Regions from separate parts of the Homo sapiens genome. Here region 1 is linked to region 2. A link is a loop called in an ENCODE intact Hi-C map of the cell type or tissue named here. Cell type or tissue: A673. All regions are shown on one strand. Links, peaks and the distances in the headings refer to the core of each region. The heading gives the core; the rest is flanking DNA. Region 1 overlaps FANCL (FA complementation group L). Region 2 overlaps LINC01122 (long intergenic non-protein coding RNA 1122).

The links. Peaks named below come from ENCODE experiments on the same cell type or tissue, not always from the same donor. Only the 100,000 strongest peaks of a DNase experiment are listed, where the experiment ranks them.
Region 1: it touches region 2 in a loop (2.2-fold over the local background); 2 of 110 quality-filtered maps call a loop at or near these places.

The regions. Positions count from the first base shown.
Region 1 is chr2:58,230,539-58,238,538 of GRCh38, forward strand. It overlaps FANCL (FA complementation group L), which reads right to left. Exons shown (of 14, transcript NM_018062.4): 2 at 1,516-1,574. Among named protein-coding and RNA genes, the nearest start is that of FANCL, 6.8 kb to the right of the region's middle. In A673, for the core only: no CTCF peak of the experiment used is centred there; no DNase peak of the experiment used is centred there.
Region 2 is chr2:58,535,023-58,544,921 of GRCh38, forward strand. The region is part of intron 1 of LINC01122 (long intergenic non-protein coding RNA 1122); the gene reads left to right. Among named protein-coding and RNA genes, the nearest start is that of LINC01122, 19 kb to the left of the region's middle. RefSeq lists enhancers at 176-932, 4,786-5,369, 5,370-5,951. In A673, for the core only: no CTCF peak of the experiment used is centred there; a DNase peak (open chromatin) is centred at 5,099; H3K4me3 peaks cover 1,141 bases; H3K27ac peaks cover 2,455 bases.

The sequences.
Region 1 (8,000 bases), core at 1-8,000, 310 kb before region 2:
TCTGTTGTGCTCCCGATACTATTAAGTAACTCTTCTAAGGAATTACTTTTAGTTACCTACAAGTAGGAAGCCTCTCTGAGTTTTCCCCAACATGGCCTTTTCAAACTGTCACAACTCTCTCCATTCTTGGTCTTCAAATCCCCATAACCATCCCTATCTCCTCTCTTAGTGGCAGAGTAGTTCATTCAAATGTCCATTGGTAACCCCTGCTCAAAATGTGCTTTCTCTCCCCTGCTACCAACTTGGTGACTTCAATTAATTATCCCTTTATTGTGGTATCCTTAATTTATGTTCTGCTAGTTTTTTTCTCCTTAATGAATTAACTTGCTCAAATATATATCTTTAAAGAACATCATAACTCCTTCTTGAATGCATACCATTCTCTAACCACCTCTTTTTCTTCAAAATACTTTATACTTTCCTCCCACTCATCCAACACAAATGGCTTCTGCCACCACACAAAACTTACTTGCATCTAACCTATCTCTTTGTAATCCTCAGCATTGCTAACCATGCCTTGCTTAAGCCTCTCTTTATTTGGCTTGAAAGACTCTGCTGCCCAAGTTTTCCTCTTCTCTGGTCAATCCTTAGTCTCCTTGTAAGTTCCTCTTTAGTGACCAGTCCTTTAAATGTTGGTACGCCCCAAGGTCTTGTCACTGGCTTTCTCTTCTACCCCGCTAGACACAGCACCAAAAAGTCTATTCATAATCAAGGTCTCAAATCCTTCATCTGTTGTAACTTCCACACACATCTGCACTCCAGGTCTCACACTCTATTTCCACACCACTACATTACTACCTACTAAATAGCTCCTCTTGGTATTTCACACCAAATATGCCTTAAAACAATCTCTCTTCTACTTTTCCATCTGTGACCTCTTCTCTAGCTTAGAGATCTGAGCCGGGAATTTGAAAAGCATCCTCTATTCCTTTTTCCCTCTTAACTACACTTCTGTTGGTCACAAAATCCTCTCAATTCTACTCATAAATATCTCTGGATTCCTTTTCCTCCATTCTTCTCCAGAAATATTTAGAGGCAGAATTGAGATTTGGGGTGGTACCTAAATTTTCAGTCTCATATCCTGACTAGTTGTATCTACCAGCACTCAATGTTGGTACCTAATTTAAGCCAGGACTGAACTGATGTGACTCTTCTCATATAATGAATATACACATTAATAATATCAGTCAAAAGTTGGAAAAAAAGTTTTCTAATCCTTTTGTTCTCCCTTTATATACCTGTTCAGTATTTGTTAGTGAAGTGTACACAATGGCTGTTTACTGCTTTAAATATTTTTTTAAAAATGAGAGAACTAATGTTTAAAAGCACTTTAGTAACAGGTAAATATTTACAAATGCTGCATTGGTTTGGAAAAATCAGAAATGTTTCTTTTGGGGCAAATGACTAATAAGCATTTTAGGCAAAACTCTAGTCACTAGAATCAATTTATACCAAATGTACTGCCTGTCCCACCAAAATGCAAAAATGCACGTTTATAACTAAACACCATATCACCTTGCATTCTTCAGTTGTAAATCTTCAGGCAACACTATCCTAAGGTGGAAGTCTCTTCCCTGTGGAAAATATTGAAAAGGATCACTCAAATTTTTATCTTTCACTTAATGCTGAGAAGTTAAACAGAATCACAAAGAAAAGACAATGTTTTCCTTTATTTTCTAAAAGGTATCAATTTTATCCACATCTTTATACTTGTTAAAATATATGCAACACAATATTGCATTTGAGGGAAAATAACTCAAAACTGTCTTACAAAAACTTTGTAGTTACTGGGAAATCAAAACACTCAGATAAGACTTTGTTTTTAAAGAGAAAGTCACTCACAAACACAAGAAATATTACAAAATTGCTAACCAGGCCCATAGAAGAAATTTCAGTGTTATTTCTTAGTAAATAAATTTATGAAAAAAGAAATTCCTTCAAATTGCTTTAATGGAAGAAAAACATCACAATATAAAATAAGGATATATAACATTATATAGTCGTTTTCAGCTTACTTTCTAAATTTTAATAAAATGAAAATATATTTAGTTACACAATCTATACAGACATAAGTGAAATACTTGCATAAATCAGAGTATATTTAATTCTCCCATTAGTGGGCCTCTAACTTTTTTGAAATCAGTAACATATTAACTATATATTTGAACAAACAGAATTTTACTCAAGAGTCTTTCTAAGAGAAGAAAGACCTCTGAGACATTTATTCCATTTTACTTTCTTGGAAAAGTGAATGGGTAAGTAGTTTAAACTTTATAACTTAAATAGGATAATACACAGGAAACTTGAGCAAAAATAGCAGAAAAAGACAAACAGAAATGTAATCTTTTACTCTAACAGAATAAAATGAAAAAGTAATAAAATTCTCAAAAAACAATTACCATGTGGAATTTTAACACAGTCTCCCTCAAAGCAGTTTCAAAAACAGAGGAACACAATTAAATGTACCCTATAACCTTTACTTTCATGGTAATATTACAGTTCTGACTTTCATTACATTTAAATGTCCTTTAAAAAAATGAAACAAAATGTACTACTGACCTTTTCAAAAGGTCAAGTAACAATAATTCACTGTTTCATTAAAGCACTAAAAGGTATTATGTAGTAACTTTAACCTAACATTATAGACATCCCACACAAAGGTGTAAGAACAATTTGGAATTCTTAATTTACACGAAAAATAGAAGAACTATTCTATATAGAAATCTGTGCTGTTATCTGAAAGAATAAAATTCCAAAGTCCCTTATTTGCAAAGCCCAGCCATTTTAAAAGGTCAAATAACATGTCACATGCCACGATACTTTCCTGATTCAAGAAAATGTCCAAAATTAGCTTTTTAGTTAAAGTATCTAGAAATATTAATTGTTCTCAAAAAAGCCAGATTTTCCAGGCTTTCAGGCAACAGAAATACTAACAGTTACCTAAACCTCCATCTCCCCACATATCATACCAAAAAGCTACATCAATTACCATATTAAGAATAAATAAAACCACAAAAATCCCATGTTTTCAGCCAGAAGACAGGGTACACGATAAACCTCAAATTACCTACAGGAAGAAAAATATGAAGCACTTTCCAATAGAACCTACTCTAGGACTCCCACAGCAACTCTTTTTAGAGTGCTAGGAAGGTCAGGAAAAAAAATGCATGGGAGAGAGACTGGGAGGACTAAGTAAGTGTAAAAAAAAATAGTAACAAGCTCTGGTAAATCAGAACACTGACCTACAAAGAGAAGACTTAATGTGCATTAACACAAAAGTCAAGGAGCCAGTCCTGGGAAAGAATGCTTTAGAGGCAGAAGATAGGAGAAAAGATAGGTAGAGACACCTTTTGGAAACTGGGTATTAGGAGGAAAAAGAAAAGTGGGAAACTTAGGCTCTTATACGAGTAAATAAAAAAACAACTCCTTCCCACCCAGCACTCGCCAACATTTCATCCATTAAATAAATTGTACAATAAATAAAATACCCAACAGAAGAGGGTATTCTTAAACTAGTAATTTTATAAACTATTGCAAACAGCCAAAACGTCCATGAATACAAAGATACTGTCTTCATCAATGCAAAGCTACTATGAGACAAAGAAACAAAAAGAGACTCACAAGATTTCAGGTGATAACAGACTCCATGCAAACAAAACCCAGAAACCATAAACAAATTATAATAATAAATGAAATAAGTGAGCATTTGTATCCAGATTCAGACATTTTAAAACTAAAATGAGAAATTGTATTTTAAAAAATGAAAAGAAATGAATGAGCTGAATAAACGCAGGGTGAAATGAAAATAAAGAAAAACACAAAATTATATGAAAGTGAAGGAATAAATTTAAAAAGAGTCCAAGGAAGAACAAAATGAAATACAAATGTCATAAAGGGCAAAGAAAAAGCAAGAAAATTACCAAATGAGAAAAAAATTAAAGACCATCAGAGAAAAGGAGTTGAAGTGGAACACAGACCCAAAAAAGTCCAGAGTACATATAATTGGAGATCTTGGAAAGAAAAATAAAATAGTAGAAAAAAAAATTTAAAAATATAATCCAAGTACACTTCCTGGAGTTCCACATACCAAAAGGGATAAGTGGCCACATGATAAAAGTGATTCACAATGATCAACTCTTGAGATATATCTTAATCAACAGATTTTCAAAATAAGAAAAAAGTCCAGAGTCTCTAGGTAAAAGATCAAATATATAGAAAACAGAATATAATTGGAAACAGACTTCTTAAAGCAAATTAAAAAATGAAGCAAGAATGAAATAGAAAATGTTAAGAAACTGAAGAGAACTGCTTCTAGCTATTATGGAGTTAAAAGGACAGGATTTATCTTCCCTCCTTATTTAAAAATTGGACAAAACATATGAAACAATGATTTTCAGACATTAAACAATAGGCAGCGAGGACAGTGATCCTTGAAATAAGGGAAACAAATGTGAAAATGCCTAAAATTGTCTGGTTCTATGATGGGAGTATTTTCAGGCTGCAAGATAGGGATGGACAAACAAATAAGAGCATAATATTCTCCCTGATGTGAGAAGAAACATGTGATCAAGGGGAGGCCAACAATTGTACAATTCGCAAGGTATAGTACCAAGCAGGAGAGAAATGCATGGAGAGTAGAGAAATATACACAGAGAAACGCCAGCGAATTTCAGAGGATTCCTGACAAGGAGTCTTCAGCTGAGTACTGCTTGCTCCATGGATATGAGGAAAACACCCAAAGGTGGGAACGTACAGGAACAGTCTGCAAAACAATCTCAAAGTTCATACAAGGCTGGGTATAGCCATGTTCCAACCAGCCAGAGTGGAAACCTTGCAATGTAAGAGCCATTAAATAGAGTGCTCAGAAGGTGTTGCTTCACTTGTAGAGACTAACTACCTTAGACTAAAGTCTGCTCTGGGTCTACCTAGCAATGCTTAAAAGCTTAAAGCTTAAAATTACTTGGAAAGATCAAACTGTTTCCAAGTAATTTAACTGTAGCTCACAACAAATCTCAAGAATACTTAGAGAACAAAAATATCTAGCATGCAACAGGTAGCATTCATTATGTCTAGCATCCAATCAAGATATACCAAGCACATATATTTCCTGCAAAGAAGCAAGGCAATACCCACAATGAAGAGAAAAATCAAGAGAGACATAAAAATGGCACAGATGATAAACCTGATTTAAAAAATTAAAACAATTAAATTTCATACGTTCAAGAAGGTAAAGGAAAACATGAGCGTACTAAATAGAGACAGGAAAGATGTAAATAAAGACTCCCTCAAAAAACATAATGTTTGAGATTTTTAAAAAATATGCTAGATAGTATCAACAGCAGATTCCACCTTACAAAAGAAGGTATTAGTATACCTGAAGACATATCCCAAATAAAGAGAAAGACATTGAGGGAAAAAAAAATGAACAGACCATGAGTGAGTTGTGACAACTTAAAGTGACCTAAATGCATGTATTTGGAGTGCCCAACACAGAGGACAGAAAAGGAGGAACAAAAAAAAAAAAAGAAAGAAAGAAAAAATAATGGCAGATGTTTTTTCCAAATTAAATGAAAATATATACTCAGAGATCCAAGAAGCTCCACAGACCTTACGGAGGAAAAACATGAAAAAAGCTACACCAAGGTACAACACACATCAAAGTGACTGAAACCAATGACCAAAAAGAAAAATCTTAAAAGCAGCCAGAGGAAAAAAATATTCTATTTACAGAGAAACAAAGAAAAGAGCAGAGATTTCTCGTAGAAAACAGTGCAAGACAGTGAAGTAACATCTTTACAGTATCAAAAGTGACAAAATTATATAGTTGATAAACCAATAGTGCATAAAAAATGGAATCCTAATATTACGTTAAGGCAGACCATGATAGATTTAATATGTATATTATAAACCCTTTAAGCAACTAGTTAAAAAAAAAACACACACACACACAGCCAATAAACTGGCAAAGGAGATAAAACAGAATTACAAAAAAGAATTCCAATAATATAAAATACAGAAAAATACCAAAACAATTAAAAATATGTAAGACAAACAGAAAACACACAGCAAGAGTAGATTTAAATCCAACCATATGAATAACCACGTTAAATGTAAATAGTCGAAGCACCCCCAAGTAAAAGGCAATGACTATCATATTGCATAACAAAGCAAAGCACAGAAGAAACACACTAAATATTAAAACACAAATAAGTTTAAAATAAAGAAGTAAAGATAAACCATGGTAACATCAATCAAAAGAAAGATGCAATCTATATGTTAATATTGGAAAATACAGATTTCAGAGAAAACATTATTACTAAAGATAAAAAAGGTCATTTCATAATCCTAAAGGAGTCAATTCATAAAGAGTGCTTAACAATTCTAAAAGTTTATGGACCTAATAACAGAACTTCAAAATATATGAAGCAAAACTGATAGAAATTAAATAGAAATTGAAAAATCAACAAAGATCGTTGGAGATTTCAACACCCCCTCTCACTAACTGATAGAAAAAGCAGACAAAAAAGTCAGTGAGCACAGTGCTACCCAATAAGGGCCTGGGTAGCACTCTGAACCAATTTGACCTAACTGGCATTTATATAATACTCTACCCAATAGCAACAGAATAGTCATTCTCTTAGAGTACACACAGTATATTCACCAGGATAGACTATATTATTGGTCATAAAATTAAGGCTCAATAAATATTTTAAAAATTTAAATCATACAAGTTATATTCTGTGACCAAAATGAAACTAAATTATAAATCAATAACAAAAAGATATCTAGAAAATCCTTAATATTGAGAAAGATAATCATAATTCTAAGTGAGCCATAGATCAAAGAAGAAATTAAAAGGCATTTGGAACTGAATAAAAACAAAACTACAGCACACCAAAATGTGTGTGATATAGCTAAACCAGTATTCAAAAGAAAATTTAAAGCACTAAATATCTGTACTAGAATAGAAGAAAGATCTCATATCAATAATCTTCCATCTAAAGAAATCAGGAAACTTAAGATCAGAAAACTATCATATAGAAACATAAAAATAATAGAAAAAAATTGAAGAAATTAAAGACAGGTTCTTTGAAGAAATCAGTAAAATTTATAAACCTCTATCTAGATGTATCGGGGGAAAAAATGAGACATAAATTACCTACATCAGATATGAGGATGAAAGCTATTTTTAACGTATATCCATAAATTATTTGACACTCCTACCTCTAGGAGTTGGTGCCTAATTTCCCTCCTTTTGAATATAGACTAAGAAACTTGCATCTAACACAATAAAGCAGAAGTAAATGTGTGTGACTTCAGAGACTAAGAGATTAAAGAGAATGTGCATCTTTATTGATCTCTCTGTTGTATCATACACTCAGGAGAAGCTAGCTGCCATGTGTGATAACAGTCAAGCAACACTATAAAGATCCATGTGGTGAGGAACTAAGGCCTCCTGTTAAGAGCAGTAACAAACTGAGGCCTCATGGCCAATAGCTATGTGAATGAGCAATCTTGGAAGCAAATCCTCCACCTCTAGCTTGACCAACTGGCAGCCCAGGACAGCTCTGAATGCAGCCCAACACAAATTAATAAACTTTCTTAAAACATTATGGGATTTTTTGTGATTTTTTTTTAGCTTATCAGCTATCATTAGTGTATTTTATGTGTGCCCAAGACAATTCTTCTTCTTCCAATGTGACCCAGGGAAGCCAAAAGATTGGACACCCTGTTTTAGACCATCAAAGTCTTGGCAAATATCTTGATTGCAAGATCATGAGAGATTTTGATCAAGAACTACCATCCAAGTTGTTCGCAAATTTCAAATCCACAGAAACAGTGAGACAATAATTGTTTTTGTTTTAAGCCACTAAGGTTTGAAGTAAATAGCAGCAAAAGATAACCAACATAGAGAGCATCATTACAGATCCTAAAGACATTAAAAGGATAATAAGGGATTATTGTAAATAACTTTAAGCCAATAAAATCAGAAACCTAGA
Region 2 (9,899 bases), core at 1,153-9,152:
CTAGTTAGACACTTGTATAAACTAACTTTACATTCATGGCGAATGAATCTAACGTAGACAAGAAGTTTCACCTGGTTCCTCATTAATATGATTATATCCTGAGTTGGTGATGAGGTGGGACAGGTTCTGAACTTGCCTATTCTAACTAATTTATTTCACAATGAGAACCAAGTCAAGTGTATCCACATGAGAACTAGCCATGCCACCTAGGAGAAGTGCATAATTATCCTCAAATAGCCCCTTACCTTTGGAATGGGACACAAGATCAAATGTGAGTCAAGTTATTCAACCTGGAGTTGGCTTTCCCCTAGCCCCTCCCTCCTTTGTACAGGGCTAATGCAGACAAATGCTCTAATCCTCCCATCCTGAGGTTGGCAGTTAGCCAGCTGCAGGGACATTAGCTCCTCATTAGCACCTTGTCATCTGCCCACAAATCCACATCCCAGAACAAAGTAAAGTGCCTGTCCCATTTGAAGCTTTGGCTATTGAAAAAATGAATGCCAGTCCGTGGGGTTCCTTATGGTTTTATGAGTTAGGAGTAAAACAGAAATTCATGTTATTTAGATTTAAGAGATTAATGGCATGTTGGTCAGCAGATTATATATTATGGTATACTTTGATAAATTCAGATTTTAAAACTGACCTTTTATTTCCAAATCATTTGGAAATAGTCTTTTATTTTTCCTTTAGAATATTATCTTTATTACTAAGATAGCATTAGAAAGTTGCAGAGTAACAAAAAGGAGAGATGTTCTCAGAAGTAAGTCTGAAATGTTCTGGACAAGCACAGGAGTTTAGCTTGTTATAAATTCTTTGCAATATTGAATAGGTGAAGACCATTTGATAAAGAAGCAATTCTCATTAACACCTCCCTTTTTCTTTGTAGAACCTGTCTCATTCTGTGGTTGCAAAATGTGTATATCTGGGAACATGTGCATCAGTAAAAGCTTTGCAGTTAAGTCTCTCCAAATCTTTTTTTGTGGTCATTTCAGCCATCTGAACCATCAATTTTGGTTACTGCAAAAGCTAATCCTTTGGCTCAAAGCACAGCTAACGGAAAGAGGGTTGAGAATTCTGAATGTGGTGTCTTGCATTTGGTTTTGTTCCTGCATGTAGGAATAGCTGAGAAACATTTCTTTTAGTTCTGCAAACATGCTGTTACTCTCAGCCACACCCCCCAGCACTTGCAGAGCTCAGCTGTCGATGCAGCCAAGTTTGCTGTTCGCTTCCGATGGTGAAGCATTTTCCCCCATTGTATATCTTGTGCCTTACTATCTAATGCTTTAAATGCCTACTTTGATTTGTGGCTGTCTGTTAAGGCCTTGGATGTGCCTTTAAAAGGAATACAACTTTTCTGCTGATACAAAAAAATTTTAGATCTCAGATTTTCACCTTTGCCTCCACCCACTTAAGGTCTGAGAATTGGACAGTATGGAGGAGAAAGCATATCTTTCCCTTCTCATCTAAGGTTCATTGACTGGGGCCCCTATAACGAAACACAGATTAACGAGAGAAAATCACACATATGTTTTAAATGTAAGCTTTGTGTGATATGGGAGCCTTCATGAGGAAATTAAGACCCAAAGAAGCAGCTAAACTGTAGAGCTTTTTATACTGTAGTAGGTTTGATGTAGAGTGGACAGTCATGGAGAAATATAATTGGACAAAGGGGGTATGATCTAATGATAATAAACTAGGGGAGAACTTAGCAACACCCGTTTGTTCAGATTTTTCTTTGTGATCCTGTGTCTTCAGAGATAAGGCTGCTCTTTTCCTCCAGGTATAGAGAGAGCATCTCTCACATGAGGGTTTTATGGCCTGCATTAGGGGAGGGTCAGAAAATCCTTCCTAGGTTTTATGACCTGTTTTAGTGGAGAAAAGCAGGGGAAGGTCAGGGAGACCTTCATGCAAATACTGTTTCTCAAATTTCTTCAGCTTAAAATTTTCCATCTGTCAAGGTGCCATATTTTGCAGTAGCATGTCCTAAGCCGCAACAGTAACTGAGGAGTAATGGTTAATTGCTATATTTTGTAATTTCCACTTCAGCTCAAATTCTGGCCTGCCAACAAGCTTAGTTTCTTTTAGGGCTCATCTAATTTCAGTACTTTGAATCAATGCCAATCTGTACCTCCATACACAATAATACAAATTGATTCTATAGGAAATGATGCAATGATGAGATTGGTCAGTGTCCCAAAACAGGCAGCCTACTTTGTTGGAATGGAAACATTACAACTTTATAAGACAGGCTTATACATTCCAGATCACTGAAAGATTTTAGGATACATTTAATAGACTCATTTGCTATATGGAATGTCCAAGATGAGAAGCCACATTTTCAGAGGAGCAGGAGCTACCTCTTTCTTTTTTCTTTTTTTGAGATGGAGTCTCGCTCTGTTGCGCAGGCTGGAGTGCAGTGATGCGATCTTGGCTCACTGCAACCTCTGCCTTCCGGGTTCAAGCAATTCTCGTGCTTCAGCCTCCCTAGTAGCTGGGATTACAGGCATCTGCCACCATGCCTGGCTAATTTTTGCATTTTTAGTAAAGACAGGGTTTCATCACGTTGGCCAGGCTGATCTCGAACTCCTGACCTCAGGTGATGCACCCACGTCAGCTTCTCAAAGTGCTGGGATTATAGGCGTGAACCAAGCTACCGTGGCCGGCTGAAGCTGCCTCTTAAAACATATTGTTTGTATTCCTAAATATATTCAGAAGGGAAAAATATGACTATCAGTTGGGATAGTTTTATTTCCCTCCTAGAAGCCAAAAGGCTTCTTCCAGTCACTTCCCAAAATCACATCCAGCTCTATGGTGAGCCCAAAGACGCCATGGCACTTACTTAACTTTTACTATTTGCCATGTGTGTATGTGTTTGTGTTTGTATGTGAAGAGAGGAGTCCTGTATTGCTACCTGTCCCATCCCCCTTTATCTAATCCATGGTAGGTGTTTTTATGCTGACAGATAAAACCCAATCCCCTGGCAGTTTGAGGCTGTGTCTGTCTAACAGCAACTGCCGTTTAGACTACTTTTGGACATGGTCCATTAATATATGGTCTAAGTTATATTTTTATAAGTTATATTTTTCAAAAACCAATTAAAGAAACGTTAGTTTCATGTTATGTATGAGTTTCATTGAAGTGATGTTTATTTTGTTTACCAAGAGCTTCCAAATTCTGGTCCTTTAATTGTATTGTTTTTCTAAAGGCACAGCCCGTCTGGTATCATAGTTTAAAAGAATATTGTGATCTGGTTATCTAGTTTCTGTTCAGATTTATATATTGACAAGGAAAGCAAGATACATAGCATTCACATCTTGAGCTTTCAAATTCAGAAGTATAGTTATCACAAACATACTTCATAACTCAGCAATGCATAAAAAGTGTTTAAATAATAGATCGAGGTGACAGATGTCATAAACATATATGAAAGGGATAGAGTCAAACCTGGCAAATTTTGAGATGTGGTTTCAATCACAGTGTTTTTTGTTGATTTTTTTATATGATCTTAGGCAATTTTAAATTAAGGCAGGCGTCACTTTTAATTTATTGTCAGGTGGAAAGCACACTTATTTTGTACTCTAAGGATTTATTCAACTTAACTCTGTAATTGCTAGCAATATACAAGCTCATTATTTCACAATTTACTATATTTGGTGCCAGCTGTTATGGAGTTAATGGCAAAGTCGGAAAAAATGACATAAAGCACACTCTCAGGTTTAGTGCAACCATCATACATTATTGTTAAGAATCTCCAGTCAGCCCAGGAGTTCACTTTAGTACTATTTCTTACCATTGTCATAAGTTAAAATAAAAAACAAAAAAGATTATTTTTCCCACCAAATATTGTATTTAATATTTTGCCAGACATTCAACTTTGCCTCCCTTTTACTATAAGAGAAACTTCTCATACCTGTTTCTTTTTCCGAAAGTTATTTTTGGCAAAGTTACAATTTCATACACTATTTTCATTGAAATGAGGTTTGAGAGGTGTCTGTATAAAAAGTAAGAAGCAAATATGCTTTTAATTGGGTTATGTGTCGCTCAGCCCAGTATTTTTTCCTCCTAGATATACTTCCTACTCATATTTTAATAGAGCCTGTAATCTTAGGGGAACAATACCCAGATAAAACAGCATAACAACCCAATATGAATTCAACAGCAAAATTCTGAAATTAAAGAAAAGTGATTTTCCTGCATTACAAGGAATTTTTGGTATATATATATGTATAATATGTTACGTTATACAATACTCACATTGTTTACTATTGTTACTTTCACAATTTCAACCCAACATTTTAGGTTTTTTTCCTACTCAGTGATATCCCTAAATAAAGCCATTTTTAAAATTGAGTATTGTTACAAATTTTTTTTGGTTTGAAATTATGTAACTTCTTTTTGCTGAATATATTATCTCTGATATGCACAAAATGCAACATTTGATATATTTCTATAAATTGAATGGGTGTTAAAATAAGAAATAAGAAACTCTATTTTTAATTATGGGAATACTTAAACTATTCCTCACCCTCTGGTTAACCAATAATCTTTACACATTTTTGTGAATTTGTGTATCTAACTTGGGAAAAAGTCACTCTTCTTCTCTGTGTGACACATAAAAAGAGAAAATGCGTTTCCAGGAAACAATCCACTAGTAATTTAGTCCAGCTATTTTCAGTACTTAACTTTTGTACTTTTTTCTTAAGTTCACCATGATATGACATTTTATTATTGGTTTTTTTTTTTTAAATAGTCATTCACCAGATATTAAAGGATGCAGTTGGTTTCAGTTCAGGCAGGTTTTAACTGCGTTTTAATTAGCTTAAAACATATGCTTCCATTTATCGTATTACGTGGTGTACATCCTATCCCATTTAGCTGAGTATTGAGGACTATTGTACAATATTGTGCTCAGGCTAAAACAATGAAATACTAATTGGATCCAGTAAAATAACTGTAACATTTCCGATTCCTATTAGGCAGGTTACGTAAATTAGGCTAATATAAAATGGTGCTTAATAGAATTGCAAATATGGTGTGATGATACATTCAGACAGGAAAGACAGTGAAAGGGGATTTTGGAGAAAATCAAATACATTTGCATTACAATAAAACATTTCCTGCTGTGAGGGCTTTTGCAATGCTGGAAAAAACAACACTCCAGCACCACTCCCTCTTATTTACATAGGAATGCCATCCCAACCTCTTCCAGTTCCTATAAACAGTTGTCTGTCAGTAACAGAGAATAACGTGCAGTTTTAAGTCTGTTGATGAATACAGTCCTTTTATTATTTCGTCAGGCATCACATCTGAGATCTTTATACTGCAATGAGGGAGCATTTCTCTTTATATACAGTATGTCTTTTATGATGAGAATGTACTGTGTAGGCTTTAAAAACTGACTATAATCATTGGATTGGATTGATATTTCCTATTTGAGCGACTAAATGTCTTGTGTTTATTTCCTTCTCTTCTTTTAAATTATTACTCACTGGGTTGGATAGTTGTGACATTTGTATATACTTTAATCATCCTAAAATTGATTTGAAAATAAAGTCTGGATAGCCTTTTCCTCCAAGGTCTCAGCCCCCTTGGACTTTCTTTTAAGCTCGAATAACAGCCATGTCTGATATTTTAAATGAAGAAATTTGAGGAACTGACACCCAGGTGCAGAAGGGTAGACCGATCCTCTTTCTAAAATCCTTCCAAACCAACGCTAATTTTGTCTTTGTTCATTAGGAGTCCCCATGGTGAGTTTCCTTCTGTGTGTTTGAGGAATGCAGAGCACTTTCTGGGCTGAGAGGTGTTCTGGGGAGGAGATTTTTGAAGCTGTCCCTCAAAGGAAAAGTTGCCCAATGAAGTGAGGAAAGCACTACATTTTTCCCTTGCAAATACACTGATAAAAGAGCTTTCTGCTGAACTCACAAGCACCCTTGAACCTTTCAGTTTGCTCCCAGCGCTCAGATCCCAGTGTTTCTGTGAAATGGCAGAGAGAGAGAGAAGACCATTCTGGGGCCTAGCATGCAAATGAGCAAACCACGTAAAGGAAAAGAAAATTTAAATCCCATCTATTGTATTCTAAGCAGGTTGCTAGCAAGCCTTTGTGGAGCTGGTATAAAAATGAATCTCATCTCCTTCCTGGCATGAAAACTAAAAACATACTTTATTTCCTCACTCACATCAGTAATTTTTATGCAGTTTTATCTTCAAGAAAAGATTTTTGTTTTTCCTAGGATTTTAGGGTATAACATTTTCATTCATGATACAAATTATTTTATCTGCATCTGTGCTTCTGATTCAGACTTTAATCTCCCTGAGATGTTTAGTTTTGGAATTTGTCACTTTATTTACATTCATAGGTAGGTCTCCCCCTCTTTTAAAAAAGTATTGGAATTAATACTATTTGCTCAAAGGAACAGCCTTTTAAAAAGGCACTACGTCGTATGAGGCATGCTTTTCTAGTGAAGCAAACAAGTTAAAATCCTCTAGATTCAAATTCCCTTCACTTCCAGCTTTCAGCTGTAAAGCAAAGCATTTTCATCTAGATGTAAAAGATGGTAATTGTACAATAAAGGAAAGGTTCTGGCCAATAGGAATATGCTTGGGGAACGTGAGAAGAGGGGCACTAGGGGCAAAGAAATAGTCATCAGGCTCTGCAGTCCGGACTTACCGAAGAGGAACCCTCGACAACCCACGTGAAGCAAACTGGTCAGCCAGCCAACTAGAGGCTTTGTCCACCAAACCACGTAATCTGTTTAGCTGAGTTCCCTCCACTCCATTATATTGATTAGAAAAAATTAAACTGATTGATTTATTTCAGCCTCATTTCATGTAAGTCAAGTGTGGAAATTTTTAGATCTATTAGTTTTTCTTATTTTCTTTTTCTCGGTAAAATTTTTGAAAATCTTGGTACAATGTAATTCTATATCAGATAGAGGAACTACCCATATAATCTAGAGGATTCTCTTCTCAAATGACTTACAAAGATAACCTTTATTTTGAAATAATTATTGATTTACAGGAAATTGTAAAAATATTGGAAGTCCCATGTACCCTTCTCCTAGTTCCCCCATTGGTAATATCTGACATAATTTGAATACAGTAATACAGTCAAACTCAGGAAACAGATTGAAAGCACCTTATGATTTCACCAGTTTTACATGGATTCATTTGTATCTGTGTGTGTATGTAGTCTTAAACAATTTTATCAAATAACTTCTTTTTTAGCTTACTGATAGCTTCAGGAAAAAAATAGCAAAGTGGCCTCAACAGTGGTGTTTTACTAAATCACTCATTATTTCCACATTCAGTGATAGCCAAAAATAATATATATATATGTGTATATATATATACACATGTATATATGTGTATATATATATATACACATGTATATATGTGTATATATATATTTTGCTGTTGTTGTTTTGGTTGTTTTATTGTCTAATAAAATAGACTCTTCACAGACATAAGGAACATAAAATGCATACATGCAAAAGTAAAGCAGTAATTTGCTAAATATAATTATAATCAAAATAAAAGTCCAGATAATTAATATAATTTGATTTTCATCACAATGCAAACATTAATTTTTAGTTACACCTAGAATTATAGTTTTTAACCTTTTACATCACACGTGCATGCACACAGATATGTTTGTGGTAACCCTACTTTTATCTCATAGATCACTAATTGTTTATGTGCACATACATGTAAATAATGACACACTCCAATTACATAGATTTGTAGAGTACAAATGCCTTAGATCTGGGATCAGCAAACTCTTTCTGCATAGGACCAGATAGTAAATATTTTAGGCTTTGCAGACTAGGTCTCTGTTGCAACTACTCAATTCTGCCCTTGTAGCAAGAAAGTAGCCATAGACAATATGATAAATAAATGAATGAGTGTGGCCATGTTCCAATAAAACTGTATTTATGGACATTGAAAATTAAATTTCACGTAATTTTCAGGTGTCACAAAATATTATTTTTCTTTTGATTTTTATTCCAACTATTTAAAAATGTAAAATCCATTCTCAATTCACAGGCTTTACAAAACAATCTGGTTTTGGCCTGGATTTTACCAAGAGGCTGTAGTTTTTGGACCCCTGTACTACAAAATATGTACCATGCTTTCATTGATGTGTATGCATGCAAAAGTTTTCTCCCTTCTACTCTAATCTCATTCTCATTGTCACTTGAGAAGGCATAGACAAGTTATATAGTAGAAGCAGTTATGCTAATATGAGAGAAGGTTCTTGATGTAATAGTACAGTAATAGTAGATTATTTTCTTCTTTTTTTTAAAGTAGTTTAACATTGCATTAAAGGGAAGAACTCAAGTTTCTAATTTTTTTCCTATTTTCTTGTCATGGATATATTAGCAGTACATGATGCATACTAATTATAAAGTTGGCTGTAACAAGAGTTCCTCTTGTGAATCCATTTAAGAACTGATTGTTTACTATCTTTTTCTGTAAGTATAAAATTTTAATTATGCCACTGACAGGAACTGTGCGTGATACAGTGCTCTACATTTATCACTGGGAGAGGGCCAGTTGCAGAGCTGTTTGACTTTGGAGAAATCCTGATGCGTTTGCAATGTTGAGCAGCAGGTGCCACATTATTATGTACAGAAAAGCAATTAGGAAGCATATTGGATGAATGGGGAGTGCATTAATATTAGCAAGTACATTTGTCAGTGGTTTTGATGCGAGTCTTTTTCTTTCCTTTATGCAACATTAAGATTGTGGCTCTCATAAATTCTCCCCTTAAATTGCCATCTGTTCCCTTGTCAGGCAGTAGTGAGGTAGAGAAAAGTTTTCTTGACAAAATGAAAGGAATTTCTTTTATTTAAAGTAGAAGCAAAAGGGCCTATAGAAAGTTGCAGAATTGTAGGTTGTGCAGTTCAGCTTTGCCTGTGTTAAGTAATTACCTTTGAATGTAACATTAACCATGGAACCCTTTGATTTTTACAAGTCGCTGTTTTTTCCCAGTCATTTCATGTATTTGAAAATTCAATAGGAAAGAGTTATAATTAGATTAATGCAATGACAACCAGCAATTGGCCATTTGGATTAGGAAGTTTGAGGAAGAAATTGCTGATTTTTTTTTTTTTTTTGGTGCATCATTTCCATTTTTCTTTCCTAGGTCTATGTTCCTATCCTGAAATAATTTAAGATTAATTAATAGAATATCACTCCTCTTTAACTCTAGGCTATTTCTGAAATACATAACATTTAATACAATAGCAACTGAAAGAAATTCTCTGTACCATATTTACTATAACAACTGGGTATATCTTCATGACAAACTCTGATGTGTACTTAACAATTAAATCTTCCAAAATCTTCATTAACTGGAAGACACAGCCAATAAGTGATTTTGGTTAATTGAGTTTTCTGGTTATTTGAAAGGTAATATAATTCCTTTAATTACAACTACCTTAATTGAACCTTTTTTTCTTGAATATATTTTTTCACTTTTTAACTTTAGCAGTATAGGATATGAAATATCATGACATCTAGGCCTTCACATGCTTTCTCATTGTCATCTTGGGCATTTTTTAAAATGCTTTAGGAAGAAGAAAGAATTGCACTAAACTTGTACCTAATATGAAGCATAACCTAACTTTTTAAAAAATGGTTAATGTTGTTGTTTTCTTCTTTTCCCAAAAGTACTTCCTTTTTTTTTTTCTTTTCTTTTCCTTTTTTTTTTGAGACGGAGTCTCACTGTGCTGCATAGACTGGAGTGCAATGGTGTGATCTCAGCTCACTGCAACCTCTTCCTCCCAGGTTCAAGCGATTCTCCTGCTTCAGTCTCCCAAGTAGCTGGGATTACAGGCGTGAATCACCATGCCTGACTAATTTTTGTATTTTTAGTAGAGATGGGGTTTCATCATTGT